2 separate regions of the Mus musculus genome follow, and region 1 is linked to region 2. The links are chromatin loops, found by intact Hi-C in ENCODE. Cell type or tissue: left cerebral cortex. All regions are shown on one strand.

Region 1 (8,000 bases), 600 kb before region 2:
CCAGCTCTTCCGCCCATCTCATTACACCCTATCAGATAGCCTGCTTCCTCCTTTTGTCTGGATTGCTAGAGTTAACATAATAAGGAAGAACTTGTAATTTTCTCACTAGTTTTTTTTTTTGTAATCATAGTTTATTTGCTTTTAGTTTAGCTCATGGTTTCTAGTTGCCATTCAGCAAGCAGTATATTTAAGGCCAGCTTAAAAGAAGCAACCATTGCTTTTGAGCCCTCTCTTGCTTAGAACTGAAAACCAGTAATAGTTTGACCCTAAAGCAAACATAAAAAAACAAAAAGTGTGTAGACAGTAGCTTTTATGCCTTAAATCAGTGGTTTTCAACCTTCCTAATGGTGAGACCCTTTAACACAGTTACTCAGGACATGGTGACCCCAACCATAAAATTATTCCTGTTGCTACTTCATAACTGTAAATTTACAGTGTTATGAATTCCAATGTAAGTATTTTTGGAGACAGAGGTTTGCCGGAGGAGTCTCGACCCACAGGTTGAGAACCGCTGCCTTAACTCTAAGCCACATTTCAAAACAAGATCTGGAAGGTTGTCCTGCACGCAGAGTGTGTTCAGTTGTCTGTTGAGAAAACCAGCCATGACCTTACTGTAAGTGAGACGCTGGACCTTGGCATCTTACCCTTCAGTATGCCCTTTGCCCGCTGTCTTCTTTATAGGTTTGTAAATTAGAAATGATCAGAAATTTTCTTCATCGCTGTCTGACCTTGTTTCTTCTTTTTGTCTACTTTAGTTGAGATGGATAGTCTGTCTGAACTATCCCAGCAAGGTGCCAACCACGTCAATTTTGGCCAGCAGCCTGTCCCAGGAAACACAGCTGAGCAGCCTCCATCCCCTGCGCAGCTCTCTCACGGCAGTCAGCCCTCTGTCCGGACCCCTCTTCCGAACCTGCACCCTGGGCTTGTGTCAACACCGATCAGTCCTCAGCTGGTCAACCAACAGCTGGTGATGGCTCAGTTGCTGAACCAGCAGTATGCAGTGAACAGACTCTTAGCCCAGCAGTCCTTAAACCAACAGTACTTGAACCACCCTCCCCCTGTCAGTAGGTCTATGAACAAGCCTTTGGAGCAGCAAGTTTCCACAAACACGGAGGTCTCTTCTGAAATCTACCAGTGGGTGCGGGATGAACTGAAACGAGCCGGAATCTCACAGGCAGTATTTGCACGCGTGGCTTTTAACCGAACTCAGGTCAGTTGTGTTCCTTGTTCTGCCTCTCTCTTCCCTCCCTTGCTTCGTTCCTGAACCCTGTCCATGCTGGTGTTTGTGTTTATTCCCTGGCTTAACTTCCCTTAACATGGGATCACGTTGCCTGTTGCTGTGGTGCCCAAATCCAGTCTGTTCTTTCCCTATGCCGCTCCACTTTCAGGGGCAGACGACTGGCATTGTCTGTCCTCATCCTGTAGAACAGTAAGCCCTACTGATGGATGGTAAAGACGTGTCTAGTGTCCGGTGTCCTTTTCCATGTTTCTGTTCGTATCAACTTAAATACAATAATGTGCTTTGTTGACGTTCTTCAACTTCTGTTTTGAAACTATACGGCTTGCTTACTAGTGACTCCCAGCATTTAGTTCTCTGCAGCCATTTCTTGGCTTGTCTTCCTTCACCCATGATTTATTCACGTTCTTCCATACCTCACTCCTTTGTTTTCCCCCATTTTTGTAGTAGAGTTATATGCATTGTACAAAGTGCGGTTTCTCACGGCATGTTGTGTGGATCGATCACACTCCTCACATCCTCTCCTGCTGGTGCCCCCTTTTTCCAGAGTCCCAGGATTTTTTTCTTTCTTTTCTTCCTTCTTTCTCCCTTTCTTCTTTCCTTCCTTTTTTATTAAATCTACATAGTAAATATTTGAAAGCCATAAACTCTCTTATCACACTGTAGACCTCTAAGCACTGGACAGTGGATGGGTGGGTGTGGCTTCGTGGTATTCCACTCCTATCTATCCTACAGACCTTGCCTGGTTGGCCTATAGGCATGAGGATGAATATTCAATTTAGATTTTTCCCAGAGGCCTACAAATGCCCCTCCCTGTTTATACCTTTTCTCTCCTGGGCCAAATTCCTGTGAGACATAATCTCTGTAAGAGTAGTATCTTTTATCTTTAGTGTTTATAATTTTGTATATGTTTAGATGCTAATAGAATGTAGATGGTGTTTATTTTTAGCCAAGCCACAGGACAATAAGAACATTTAACTTGGAGGACATAATGTCCTTTCAGTTTTCTTGTTCTTATTTTCTTTCTTTCGTTTTGTTTTTTGTTTGTTCTTTGCTTAACTCATTGTCATCTTTAAAGTTATTTTGCTTATTACACAATTATAAGAATAATTCTTGGTACAAAAATAATGCAGTATTAATTCCTTGTTAGCCGAGTTCCTGAACCTTGGTGAGTGCCAGCTGTGGCTCTTGTTTGGCTGGTCCCGACTGGCTCTAGGTTCCAAAGGCCTGGTGAGGCCTTCCCAGTCCTTCCTTCCTCCAGGTTCCCCCAGCTGCTTGTCTGTTCCTCATTGTTCTGATTTTAGAAGGATGGCTTTTATACCCGGTTATGGCTTAGGTTAAAACTTTGTATCATTTTTACCAAGACCCATGTTTTTACAGCTTTAAACCTGTATTTATTATTAGCTAGTAAGGTTAATATGACCCTTTAATTCCCTTGTGGGGAGGGCAATAATTCTAAAAAATCAGCGAATCAAAAGTCACTGTCTAGAAATTCTGATTTGCTGTAGCGTTCTTTATTTTGCAAATACAGTAATTACTACTAATGCTTAGTACTGGGGCCCAAACTGGGATTCTACAATAAAGTCAGATAATGTTTGTTGAATTCAATTAAAAGCCTTCAGACAAAGACAGCCTTGACACAGACACAGATTATAGATTTACTGATAAGCCCTTGAACAATTGAGCAAATACTTGTATACTGAAGCACAAAGGGTATGGCCCGTGTGTGTCTTGTAGGGGTGGGGTCAGCACAGTTTCTAGCTGTGACAGTGAAATGCTGACTGTCTTGGGTTCTTACATAGAACATTTGTGGCTTTCTGTAGGATTTATTATAGTAAGTGGCCTCTTTTCATATGAATTAGCACCTTTAAAAAGGTGGCTCTCTGTGGTTTATATGAAGAGCAGAGAGTTTATTCTTCTGAGCATTGACAACATGGTATAATTTCATCCAGATAACACTTTTTAAATGGGCAATTTTGAAAACAAAACAGAATTATTTGGAACCCTGGGCTTATCAATAAATAGGTTTAATTTTAAATCTTTATGTATTGATGATTGGTATTTTTCAGTGGAAAGAGCCTTGTTTGGATTTTTTTTTAATATGAATTGTTTCCTGTGGATATTTAAATGTTTATCGAGAGCCAGCTTTTGCACACACAAGCATGTATGTATCTTTCAGTGGTCATACTTAAAAAAAAAAAATCACACGCACGCGCCCACACGCAGCTGCATTTAGTTCAGTGATTATACATTCATATGAATGCATGTAGTGTGTTTATTTCAGAGTGTATGCATTTCAATAAAAGCAGGTGCAGAGTGAGAGTAGGGTGTGAGCGTGCAGTACGAAAATACACATGCTGATGCATATGTAGCGAGAGAGCTCTGCAGTTGGACTGCACATCTCAAGTTGGTGTGTGCTCACTGCAGCTCCCTTGCAACCCGGCTGGGTTCAAACAGTACTGTTAAAAGCTGTGGGTAAAAAAGGCAAAGTTCCGATACGGGTAGGGAGAGGCCCTACACCCTGCCCAGGGTTCGGTAAAACATTGGTGTAGTAGGCGGCACGGTTAGGAATGGAGAATTGGTTTAGTCATTGACAACTTTAAAAATCCTGGATTTCCTGTTTTAGCGCTTGAGCCTCTCCTCATCATGTTAATAGGGCTTCCCAGACTAAACCTTAATCCCCCCAAGACTGTCACATACAATGTTGAACAGGAAGCCTACCATTTCTGAAAAGTTAAGGTGAAATTTATATAATGACTTGTTTAAAGGAATCCTCCCTTTCTGAATGATAGGCATATGTTATTTAATCGCTACTGAAGATAGTAGCTTTTAGCATATGCCATCCATTCAGTTCTGTCTACGTGATATCTTTTTAATGGAAATCTATGGCCAGAAGTGAACGCCAGTGCTTCAAAACTTAACAGTTTTAAATTCACCTCTCTCTGATACTGTCATTTAAAGGCTGTGATACAAGAAGATGTATTTCTTTAAAATTTTAAATAAAACCCAGAGATTAACTCTGATCCTGCACAGTGGCTTCCCCCACCTCTTTTCTCTCCTTTCTGCCTTTGGCACACTTTATTTTCCAGTAAAATAAAGAATTAAGATGGATTATTCAAAACTGATAACAGTAATGGACCATCCTGTAATGTTTTATTGAATTTGAGTTCTGTGAATTATGTGGTGGAGAGAAAGAAATTCACCTGCTTTAAGTATAACAGAAATCACTACTGTCTTCCTATCATTCTTCAGGGTAATTTAAGAAAAGTCCACTCTCCATATCACAGTTGGATAATAGGTAGAAAGGTGCCATTATCTGGTGTGACAGCTCTTGATGAGCCTACCAAGGAACACAGATGAATGCATCTCCTTACAGCTTGCTTGGCGTGAGGCCATGAGCAGGTGGAGCTTGAAAATAGTCTTTCACCTGGACACATGACCAAGAACTCACCAAACAGGCCAGTAGCCTGGAGAATATTCTGTCTTTCTCTTAGGAGGGAGGGCGGGTTCCTGAAATCTTTTTTTTTTTTTTTCCCTAAGAGCTTTGAAGTTCCACAGAGCTGATAAAATCTATTTTAATCAGTGATTATGTTCAAAGAGGAGACAAACTGGAGGCCAGACAGGCTTTTTGTTCAGATTGGCCGTCCCTTTAACTTATCTGCTGTTTTAAAGAATTTATAATGAGCCTTTGGAAGGACTGATAATATTTATTGGAGGTTTTCTTTCTTTTGCAATCAGTAATGAATTTTACTTGTAATAACTTGTGTAACTCTTTGTCGGAATGTAAAATAGAAAGGTTTAGGAATTTATCAGTAAATGTATTCTTTAATTGAAAAACATCAGGGCTCTCCGTTAGCCACTAAGTAATGACAGAGTAGAATAATTTTATGTTTTCATACATACAACACAAATCTAATTATTTGTACGATCTGACCACCCAGTGAACGCCAGATTCTTATTTCTAGTGAGAATAATATTTGTGACGTGTTGGGAACCCCCTTCATAACATGCACGTCTTTTGTTTCACTTCTTTTTAGAAACAAGATTACTGATTTTACCTAATTTAGTTCAGTGACTTTATTGAAGCACCTATGGGACACAGATTGGCTGTACTTTAATTGGGTACCTCAGCTGGTACTGTAATGTGACAGGGTGTGTGGTCTTTCCGTACTGTTTCTTTAGTATGCTAGATTGTTGGTAATGATGTCTGGATCAGTCAGTCATGAGAAATTAATACTAATGACCTTAACCTTCCCTGGCAAGACTGCACTATATCTGACCTATATCACCTGGGAAAAGGGACCACATAGACACTGAATTCATCAGCCATTCGAACTACAACTGGAACAGGACCCAGACTTTCACTCTAGTGCCTGCATCCTAACAGCTGCCATTTGCATCCAGATTATTCTACATTGCTCTTAAGTCATTTTTAAAAATTAACACTAAATCATATGATTTCTAACAATATTTTTCAGGCATTTCCACCAGGGGGCACTCCCCTCATTGAAAGCTCTGGGCCAAAAAGAAAAAAAAAAAGTTTGTGAAACAGTAGATTGTCTGAAACAGTAGATTGTCTGAAACAGTAGATTTTCTGTCTCCACTGGCTGCTATGGAGCTCCTTGAATGTCTGGGGTTGGGAACACTGTCTTGGCACACTCCAGGCAGGACACCTGCCTTCACTCAAAGCTATGGTTACATTTGGGGAAAGGGCCCCTCAGAGGCAACGCTTCTCTGCTTAAATGGGAAGGTTTGCTGACTTCAGATTCTCACCCAAGTGGTGATGTCTTCTGGCTGAGCCACACCCCTGGTGAGTCTTCTGTTAACAAGACTTGAAGGAAAATGTTTCTGTGTTCTGTTTTGTTTTTTCTGACAGGTTTGGCTTACTCACTATACTTCTGCTGTGGAATATTCTTAATAGACATATATAAAATATTACTTTGTCATTTTGAGATTGTTAGATGTCTAATATCAAGTGCTCTGATGTACAAAAAAAATTAAATATTATACCCTAAATATTTATAGGGTATCTTTTGCCCTGATTTGTTTTCTAATTTACTGACTAGTTAGTAACACTGTGCAGATTGGCATTTCACAGAGCAAAGCCACTACTGAGTGCCTTGGCTGAAAGAGCCCATGGCCTTGGTTCTTTAGTAACAGTAGTCTTAGCTGATAATGACCATTTCAATATATTCTAGTGTTCCCTTTTTCATCTCTGCAGTCTATATACACATAATTACTTTAGTACTTATCAACAACTTTTAAGCATAAGGCATTGAGTTAGACAGACAAAATTAACTATACTATTATCCTTGAGGATTTCATGACATTTTCTATATTATATGTATTCCTATGCAATTGCTATATATTGCTTTACCAGCCATGTTTTTGTCTGTTCCATGTATGTATGTATGTTTTTGAGACGAGGTCTTACTGTGTAGTCTGACTGGCCTCAAAAGCATGATCTTACAGTTTTAGCCTTCTTGGTGCTGGAACTACAGGCATGGTATCATGCCTTGTTTTCAAGTAGTTTTTGTTTGTCCGTTTTTTAAGTATGTAACATTTTGTGGGAACAGTGGCATAGACTTTCAGTGTGATGTGTCTTGTTTCTTTTTATAAGACACATCAGAAATAGTCTAATCAGTTGTCCTAGTGCAGGTTAAAGAGTGGGATGGCTGACTGCCTGTTTGAATCTGAGGTCAGTTGACAGGATGTTTGGTTGTCAGTAGACAGAGTTGCAGTTACTAGTTAGTCTCATGGCCAAAAGGACAAATGCCTCAATTCTTAAGGAACATTTCTTATGAAAGTCCAGACATAAATCCAGGCTTTGGTTGCAGTAGACCAACTGTGAGATTTATTTGTGACTAACTCAGTTCCCCAGAGCTTGGTGGACATTTCTTCCCTCCTTAAGAAGCTGCTTATAAATCAAATGATGTATTTTAAAGGGACAGTGTTCTTATCTGTAATAAGTACTGTATCAGTATATCAGGCAGCATGATGCACTGATGAGAAATTGAAAGGATCTCCAAGAGTTAAAATTTTGGGGAGTCTATTTTACCTTCTCTCACTCAAATATACATTTTTTGACCATTTCTTTAGGGTTTGGGTAGAGGTAGATTTCAAATTGTGCAAAAATCTGGATGTAATTCTACTACTATCACGATAACTGATGTAACTATACTATGATAATATGTCTAAGTAAAGAAAGCAGGCTACAGATTGACGATGACTTCTAAGTCTTATTATCCTGGAGACAGCGCAGCCTTTGCTGTTCTTGGACTTCATACTCTTCAGATACATCAGAAGGAAATCACCCATTTAAATAATAAATTCCCCCCCAAAGAAAAACAAACATATTGTAATACTGAGTTATTGAGGGAAGAAAAACACCTTAAGAGAAGATTCTAGAAGTTTGTAAGTTTCTGCTGTTGCTAATAGTGACTTTTAGTTTGATGATACTCTTTTCAATATGTCAAATTCTGGGATAGATTTTTACAGTGTGGAAGAGTAGTTAATTATTTCAGGTGTGATCTGTGGTTTCTGACGTGCGAAGTTTCCAACCTGTTACCTATCGGTATAGCATAGAAAGTTTTACAGTTTCCCATGGCAGTCCATTTCCCTTTAAACAGCAACTTAATGACTACCTGTGACACTTTGTAAATTGAAAATTAAGGAACGACAAAATATCATCTATATAGACAAAAGTTTGAGTGGTCTTCATTGTGCTGCAGCTTGTTTTCTGGTATCTGCCTCAAATGCTTGG
Region 2 (8,000 bases):
GCAGGAATAGAATGGGAGAAACATTGTAGGGTGGACATTTTTTTTTTAAAGCAAGTAATATAGAAAATGAACACATTGCTCCCTCTAGCATTCCCTGGATGAAAATGGAGTCACATGGCCACACCCAGCCACAAGGGGGAATAGAAAATGTAGCCTCCAGATGGATGGCTGTGTTCCCAGCTGAAACTCAATTCCAATGGAAGATGAGAAAAATAGATTTGGAAGAGAGGAGGAGCCAGAAGTCTATCACGCATAGGTATGCAGACACTACATACAAATTGATTTCTGGTTTCAGCATCTTTATTTTCATTTTCTTGGTAGGCATTCTAAAAAATAATGTCAATTTTATTTGCTATGACTAGAATGAGAGTTAAGATGTCTCTAGAGCCAAACCTTCGTCCTGTAGCTGCAGTGTGAGGGTGGGGCAGAGGATGAGATGAGGGTGTTTCGCCTCAGCTCCTCAGAGGAGGAAGAAAACCACGAGGGAGGAAACTGAGTGTACCAGATTTTATTGTAAAAACAGCAACAATGATAAAAGATTGAAAAAGAGAAAACTACAATCCTCTCACTTTCCAGTCGACAACGCCATACCACAGGACTTACATTTTATTACCACGTTAGGCCGCCTTAGGTGGGTGGAGTTGAATGTTCATAAAGACAGAGGCTTAGACAGCAGGTGGTGGGTGGCACATACCTTTAATCTCAACACTCTGATTCGGAGAGGCATGCAGGTCTCTATGAGTTTGAGGCCAGCGTGGTCGACAGAGTGAGTTCCAAGACAGCCAGTACTACACAGAGAAACCCTGTCTCAAAAAACCTAAAACCACCACCACAAAAAGAAAAGAAAAGAAAAGAAAAGAAAAGAAAAGAAAAGAAAAGAAAAGAAAGCCAGTTATAGTCAAGGGCTGGCCCTTGTGCTTCCAGTTGTGTCACCCAAGACAAAGAGTTCATTTAGATATTGCCACATTTATAACAATGCTGGGATGCTGTAACTCTTGAATTGTATTACAAGTAGCATAAGTGAATCCTATGGAATTCATCAGTTCAGTTTGTTTTTCTAAGGTTACTTTAAAACAAAACAAAACATTGGGAGACTGAACCTAAGGGGTTATTCTCCACCTTGTCGTAGTGCTCTATAGACTGAGCTCTTATAGACAGACTGTTTCTGAGGGGAGAAAGAACAAGTAGGAGAGAACTGGTTCCTTTGTTAAGTTACTGTTGTGATCTAAAGGATAGTGGAGCTGCATTTAGTGGGGTCAGGTGGGCCTGCCCATCTTGGAACAACCAGGACGCAGGTTGTGGGGAATGACTGGGCTGTTTCTCATATCTTCTTGCATTTTTGGTCACATAATATACTAGGCAAGCAGGGACCTAGCTGACTCTTCCTAGCATTTAAGTCCCCATCAAGACAGCGAACTAACTCTCAGGCCTGGAGACCTAATATTCTAGCTGGATTGGGCCATTCACTTGGCCAGAGGGCTGCCTGTAGAAGGGTGGACTCACCTTAAGTTAGAGAGATAGGTGGGGTTAATTATCTTTTCAATGAAATCCTGTCCTTTTTCCTACCTAGAATCCCAATCCCCTGTATAGGCTGCAGCTGTGTAGCTAGTTAAGTCAGACTACTTTTAGAATTTTTTCTGTCTCTTCCTAATCTTGTTTTCCTTAACACTCTGGGTTTTCTTTCTTTCTTTCTTTCTTTCTACCTCTCTCTCTCTCTCTCTCTCTCTCTCTCTCTCTCTCTCTCTCTCTCTCTCCCTCCCTCCCTCCCTCCCTCCCTCCCTCCCTCCCTCCCTCCCTCCCTCCCTCCCTCCCTCCCTCCCTCCCTCCCTTCTTTCTTTCTTTCTTTCTTTCTTTCTTTCTTTCTTTCTTTCTTTCTTTCTGTAAAGTCTCCTTCCATACCATGCAGTTGGTGGTTGGCCGTGTAGCTACCCTCTGTGCCAGCTTCAATGGTGTCTTAGGAGGCACCATGACCACGTCAACTCTTTGAAAAGAAAATAATAATTGGCAGCTTGCTTACAGTGTCAGTTTAGTCCATTATCATCATGGTGAGGAACCTGGAGACATGCAGGTAGACATGGTGCTGGAGAAGCAGCTGAAAACTACTCCTGATCTGTAGGCTGAGAGACTGGGCCCACTATGAGCTTTTGAGGTTTCAAAAGCTCACTTCCTTTGACAAGGCCACACCTTCAAATCCTTCTATCACTCTACTCTCTGGTGACTAACCATTCGAACACATGAGCCTACGGGGGCGATTTTTATTTAATCACCACAAATGGTATGGCTGCTTTCTGTCTTCTTTTATCCATCTCTGAGAAGCAGCTGAGCTTTATAGTCTTCAGAGATGTTCTTTTCATCTCTAATGAAATTGCCCTTCGGTCCCTTCTTAAATTATGCTATTTATGAGACTAAGCGTCCCAAGAGGGGATAGAGATTTCTCCTGTCATTTGGTGACCACACTGAAGGACCTCTACAGTCCCAGTAACACCAGCATAGTCAGTACTTCAGGAAGGAGATGAGGGTCTGCGGTGAGATATTTCGGTGCCGGAGAACAAAGTCCACTATACATTGTAGAATACCAGTCATGTGGCTGACTGCTGTATTGCTAGCTGGGAGAGCAATATCCAAATACAGCATGATGCATCTTCCTATTTCTTAGGATTCTGTTCATGAGACTAATGTAATCATGAGTTTAGCCAGAACTTTTAATAGCTTACTCTATTCAACCTGTTCAATTTCTGCTACAGTGAGAAGGGCATTAGAAAAAAGAGAATCACTGTGTTAAGTGTGGTATGCCTTCCTTGGAAGCTAGCTAACTTTCTGACCTCTGTTTTGGTTTCCATAATCTGAACATAACAACTGATTTTTTTTTTTTTTGCGCTATTTGTAAAGACAGATTAATAAGAGATCTCTCTTTCTCTCTCTCCAACTCAGATGAGCTATTTACCACTTTCTTATTGAAGAAGAAAATACCAGCCTCCCATTGCTGGAGGTTAAATGCAACTTTAAGTCAGGATTAAGCAGGGGCATAGGGCGGTAAAACCAGGGTCTAGTCATTTGCCAAAATTGTCATTCATTAGATTAACTATCTAATGACTAGTCATTAGTCTAGATTCGAGGTCTGAGAAGATAAAACCTGTGTGTTTTTACAGGTGTGGGGTTGCTAAAAAAACAAAACAAAAAACAGCACCTCTCTGGATTCATACAAAGAAGGTCTTCACAAAGAGGTAGTGAGTCCCTACAAAATTGGGTGGCACGACCTATCTGTCATCAGTCTGTACAGCTGTAGACCAAGGATGAAGGGAAGGCCATTTACAGGAGACAAGGAAATTGTGCGATCCGAGGCAGGAGTGCCAGATTCTTAGGACGTTCCCAGGCCTGACTTATCTCCTCGATGCCAGTCCCACCCTGGGAAGCTGGTGGCAAGTGGGGGACCTCGGGTTGTGGCAGAAGGCCGGCTCCCACTGTAGGGAGGCCCCGCGCGCATGCGCATCGGCATGGCCCAGGCAGCTCCATTGGTCTCGGGCGTCCCCTTTTCCCTCTTCACCCCGACCTATCCCCCAAGACACCAGGCTCCCAGAGCGCGGGTCACCCGCGGCTCACCCGCTGGCTCGTCCCAGGCCCGGGCGCGCGCCTGCGCACGGGTCCCCGGGCGCGCGGGGTTACTAGAGGTGGAGCGCCGGGAGGGCGCGCAGCAGGAGGCGGACGCCGTTACGGAGGGAGCGTGGTCACGTGGCCGCTGGTCACCGCCGCCACCTCCCGCCCCATTCTCTTGCTGGTCGGGCCAGGCCCGGCGTGTTCCACGAGAGCCCGGCAGACTGACGGGGAGAGAGAGAGAGAGAGCGAGAGAGCGAGATAAAGAGAGGAGAGAGACAGAGAGACTGACAGAGAGAGAGAGAGAGAGAAAGGAGGGGAGGAGGATTCAGGGAATAGGAGCTGGGGAGCCCTGCTGCGCTACAGGTAAAAAAATAACATAACGATGCTAACGGTGAAAAAGCGCCTCGCCTCCCCCGTCAGCCTCCCCGGGCAGCTGCACAGCCGTCGCTCCCTCCCCGGCCTCCCCTCAGCCTCGCTGGGCCCCGTCCCGCCGCCAGGGAAGGCCCGAGCCGCCGGCCGCGGCTTGCGCGCGGGCTGGGAAGGGAGGCGGGCTGGGGCTCGGTCCGCTGCGGGCCGGCGGGCGAGCGGGCGGAAGGGCGAGCGCGCACACGGGCGAGGCAGCCTCTCTCAGCCCGCTCGTCCCAGTCCCCGTCCCCGTTCGGTCCTCGCTCCCGGACGAGCTCGGGAAGCAGCTACCGGGCATTGCCGAGCTGCTCAGCCAGCTCTACTTCCTCTTTGGCCGGTTCCCTGTTTCTTTCAGCCCTGGGCTGCACGTTTCCTTCCCAGGCCGGAAGTCAGGCGGCTGGAGCCCGGAGCCGAGCAGCCTCGGAGGAGAGAAACCCTCTCCTGCCTTAATTTGCCTTAGTGCTACTTAAGTTAGTCACGCCGGCATCTGTCAGTTCGAGGCCTGGCAGGACCCGAGGAGAACGACTTGGGAGAGTTCCCCCTGCCCCCTCTGTTTTCCTGGAAATGTACTGTTCTTCCAATACATTCTGTGCAGATATGCGACCTAGAGTTTGGTCACTCCTAGTTACTAATAGTTTCAGGACGACTTACTAACCAATTCAGCGCTTGAGAATGGTAACAGCTTTTGAAGGTTACATCTTTTATAACCCTTCAACTTCCACCCCCCCCCCCCCATCACTTTCTGCAGAGTCCCCATTTCTCAATTCTGAACTGGACTGAAACTTTACTATGCAGGTTACATGCTAAACTGCCTGAGGTGGATTGTGCTGAAATGCTAGGGCTTTTGTACGCGTAGTCCATCACAGTGTAGTCCACAAACCACCTCTTATTAGTGTGCTGTGGCACAGGATGCACTATTGGAAAAGAACTCTTGGAATACAGTGGGAAAGAAACTCACTTTTCCGTTATGCGTCTTTGGTTCAGTTCTATTTCCAGGACTTCCTTGGTGTCCGAAATAGAATGGAAAGGGCAGCTGCAGTGGGATAGAGAGCGTTGATCAAACCTGAGTCCCTGGGGGTTGGGTTCTTGTTAAAAATGTGATAGGAATTCAGTGGATGTGGTAACTGATACAACTTGTTATTCTGCATTTCTCACGTGGTGATGGACAAGACCTTGTTCAATACAAAAGGTGTAAATATCTTCTGTGTATAGAAATGAAGTTACGTGTCTGTGAAGGACGGACACACACACACACACACACACACACACACACACCCCTTGGAATGAAGAGGTGGCCTGATAGGAAAGTTCAGTGTCAGGGTGCACTAATAAAGTTTGCTTGGGGGAAGTAGAGTGAACCAACGCTGGATTCCAGGAGAAGGAAAAGAAGTACAAATTGTGTGCTCTGTATGCTGTGTGGTGCCTGCACCACATTTTTGTTTTATTTATTTATTTATTTATTTATTTATTTATTTTTGTTAAAATGGTTTGGCGTACTTCTTAAAAGACTCGCTTCCCAGTTCATTGAGTTTTTATTAAGGCATAGGCTCGGAATCTTGGGTTCGTGTGTAATGCTGGTTGAAAGTTTCTTCGATTGGCAAAATCATTGTGTCTGATATCTTCAAGTGTAGCCTCAGTTGGGCAGTGTGTTCTTGGTATTTGAAGCACATATTTTAAACAGTTGAGAGCCACACAAAGGGTGTCCTACCTGGATTTGTTTTTTTTTTTTCCTTCATGTAATTTTTATAATGTAAATGAAAGAGTTTAAAGTATTCCATGTACTTCTTCTGGTTTTCATACATAAAAATGGTTGTCCTTTTACTTCTACGGTACAAGGAATTGAACGTAGAGCCCTTTACAGGCTAAGTAGTTAAGTTCTAAAGAGCTTTATGAAAGTCTTTATGGAAGTCTAATAGCAGCTACTTCTAGTCCCATAAGTTTTATAATCTTAATTTTAGTTATTACTTTACCTTGCTTCTTTATATCCTAAAATACATTACACATCTTAACTCACTTTATTGTTACAACTTTTAAGCAAACAGAAACTGGATGGATAAATCACATTCCTGATTGACATAGCTAATACTAATTTGGGATTCTGATTGGCTGACTTATGAATCCTTGCAAATCTTAATTATCTTGTATAACTTCCTTTTTATTATTATTATTATTATTAATTATTATTTAGAAGTAAAGGGATGAATTTTTGTAGTGTTGCTGTTTAGGAGCTTTATTTTCATTTTAAGAATTAAAATGTCCCCTTGTTAATACCCTGTGCCTGGTGCTTCTGCTCTTCCTGAGTGAGCTGCGTAAGACACACCTGTAAAGTTGTATTCTGCTCGCACTTGTTCACACGTTTGGCTGTCCCAATCTCTTCACTGCTAAATGTAAACTGTGTCTTCTTTGCTTTGACTTGGAAGGCCTTTCCTGGCCCACCTATGTCTGCCCTCCCTTCACCTTCATGCATATTTTATACGGAAGGCTTTTTCCTATTCTTCTATCCCAATGCCTAGTTTTGATAAAATTTCTTTGTATTTGTCGTTTTACACTTGTTTTCTTATTATTTAGGTTTAGAACTTAATCAAATTCCTGGCCCTCTATTTGGCTAGTAAGGGCAATAAAAACTAGCCACTGAAAAAGTAGGAAGGGCAACCCATAAATAAAGGACTATATTTTAAGTTGAATAGTATATGTTTTACTGCAAATTAATATATCACCTTCCCTGACTTCTCTCTGTGTGTCTTCCTCTGTGTCGGTGTGAATAGTGGGGCTTTACTGTCTGTTTAGGCAGTTCTTTCCATATGGATAGATCAGTAGGATAGTAGTATGGTATGCTGTGTGGTCTGAAACTTGAGAAATTATTATTGCTTGTAGGATTTTTTCACCATCTCTTTATAGTTTTAGTGTAATTCTTTTGTAAAACCAATACTATTTATTTTGGGGGAGGGTGAAGTTTTATTGTCATATTCCGTAATACCATTAACATATTTAGGTCAAACAAAAGCTATTAAAATTATACTATGTCAGAAATAGACCTTTCTAATTAGTCTTGACTGGTTATGTAGAATAATGACATTTAGAAGTGTTCCTACGTCATTTTGTTATGGTGTACTGCTGAGAAAACATCCTATTTTTGACACATACTAAGTAATATCTTGGAACTTTAGTGGAAAAACAGTATTTTCTCATTAGTGTCAGAAACACTGTCACTCTTATCTCTTTTTAACACTGCCACTGCATTATCTTTTTATAATACAGGTGATCTTAGAGAAATCTGTATAAAACTTTTATATGAAACATTGTAGTACTTTGTGTGTTGAGCAATAATCCATTATAAAATCAGTTTAGTCAGTTTTAGAAGTCATTGCAGTATTTAATTACTGAAGAATTTCAGGACAACACATCTTTTCTTTATATGTATACACACACACACACACACACACACACATATATGTATGTATATATATATGTATATATACACACACACATGTTTTATATATATATGTGTGTGTTTTGTTTTTTTTTTTTTTTTTTTTTTTTTGCCTCTGGCCTGGCTGACAGTGGCTGCCTTTAACCCTAGCACTTGGGAGGCAGAGACAAACTAATCTTCGTGAAAACAGTGTGGTCTACATTATGAGTTCCAGGCCACTCAGGACTATATAGTGAAACCCTGTCTCATTAAAAAAAAAAAAAGCAGCATCAGAAGATGGCAAGATGACAATCTACCAATTATTGTGGATACTGTTGTAATCATGCCTTTGTGATTAGAGGGAAAGCATCTGTAGTTTCCATGTTTTAGTCTGTATGGATGAAAAAACAGGAAGTTTTGTGATTAGACATTGCAGATTTTCATAATTTGTTGAGCCTTTTCTTGTGTCTATATGAGTTCATTATTCTATCTTCACTTCATTTGTAAATGACTACAAAATAGCCTAATTAAACATTGGAAATTATTTAGTTGGTACAGTTTGTTTGAGATACTGAAAGTCTGAAAATGGTGG

What was found. Peaks named below come from ENCODE experiments on the same cell type or tissue, not always from the same donor. Only the 100,000 strongest peaks of a DNase experiment are listed, where the experiment ranks them.
Region 1: a loop joins it to region 2, with 8 times the contacts of the local background. A loop is called at or near these places in 3 of 42 quality-filtered maps.

Annotation. Positions count from the first base shown.
Region 1 is chr17:51,775,822-51,783,821 of GRCm38, reverse strand. Satb1 (special AT-rich sequence binding protein 1) reads left to right here. Exons shown (of 11, transcript NM_009122.2): 7 at 756-1,210. Among named protein-coding and RNA genes, the nearest start is that of Satb1, 53 kb to the left of the region's middle. In left cerebral cortex, a CTCF peak has its summit at 5,730 (motif pointing right); DNase peaks (open chromatin) are centred at 3,580 and 5,780; H3K27ac peaks cover 296 bases.
Region 2 is chr17:51,175,057-51,183,056 of GRCm38, reverse strand. It overlaps Tbc1d5 (TBC1 domain family, member 5), which reads left to right and starts at 3,705. Exons shown (of 22, transcript NM_028162.4): 1 at 3,705-3,957. In left cerebral cortex, a CTCF peak has its summit at 115 (motif pointing right); DNase peaks (open chromatin) are centred at 139, 659, 3,711 and 4,387; H3K4me3 peaks cover 2,174 bases; H3K27ac peaks cover 2,868 bases.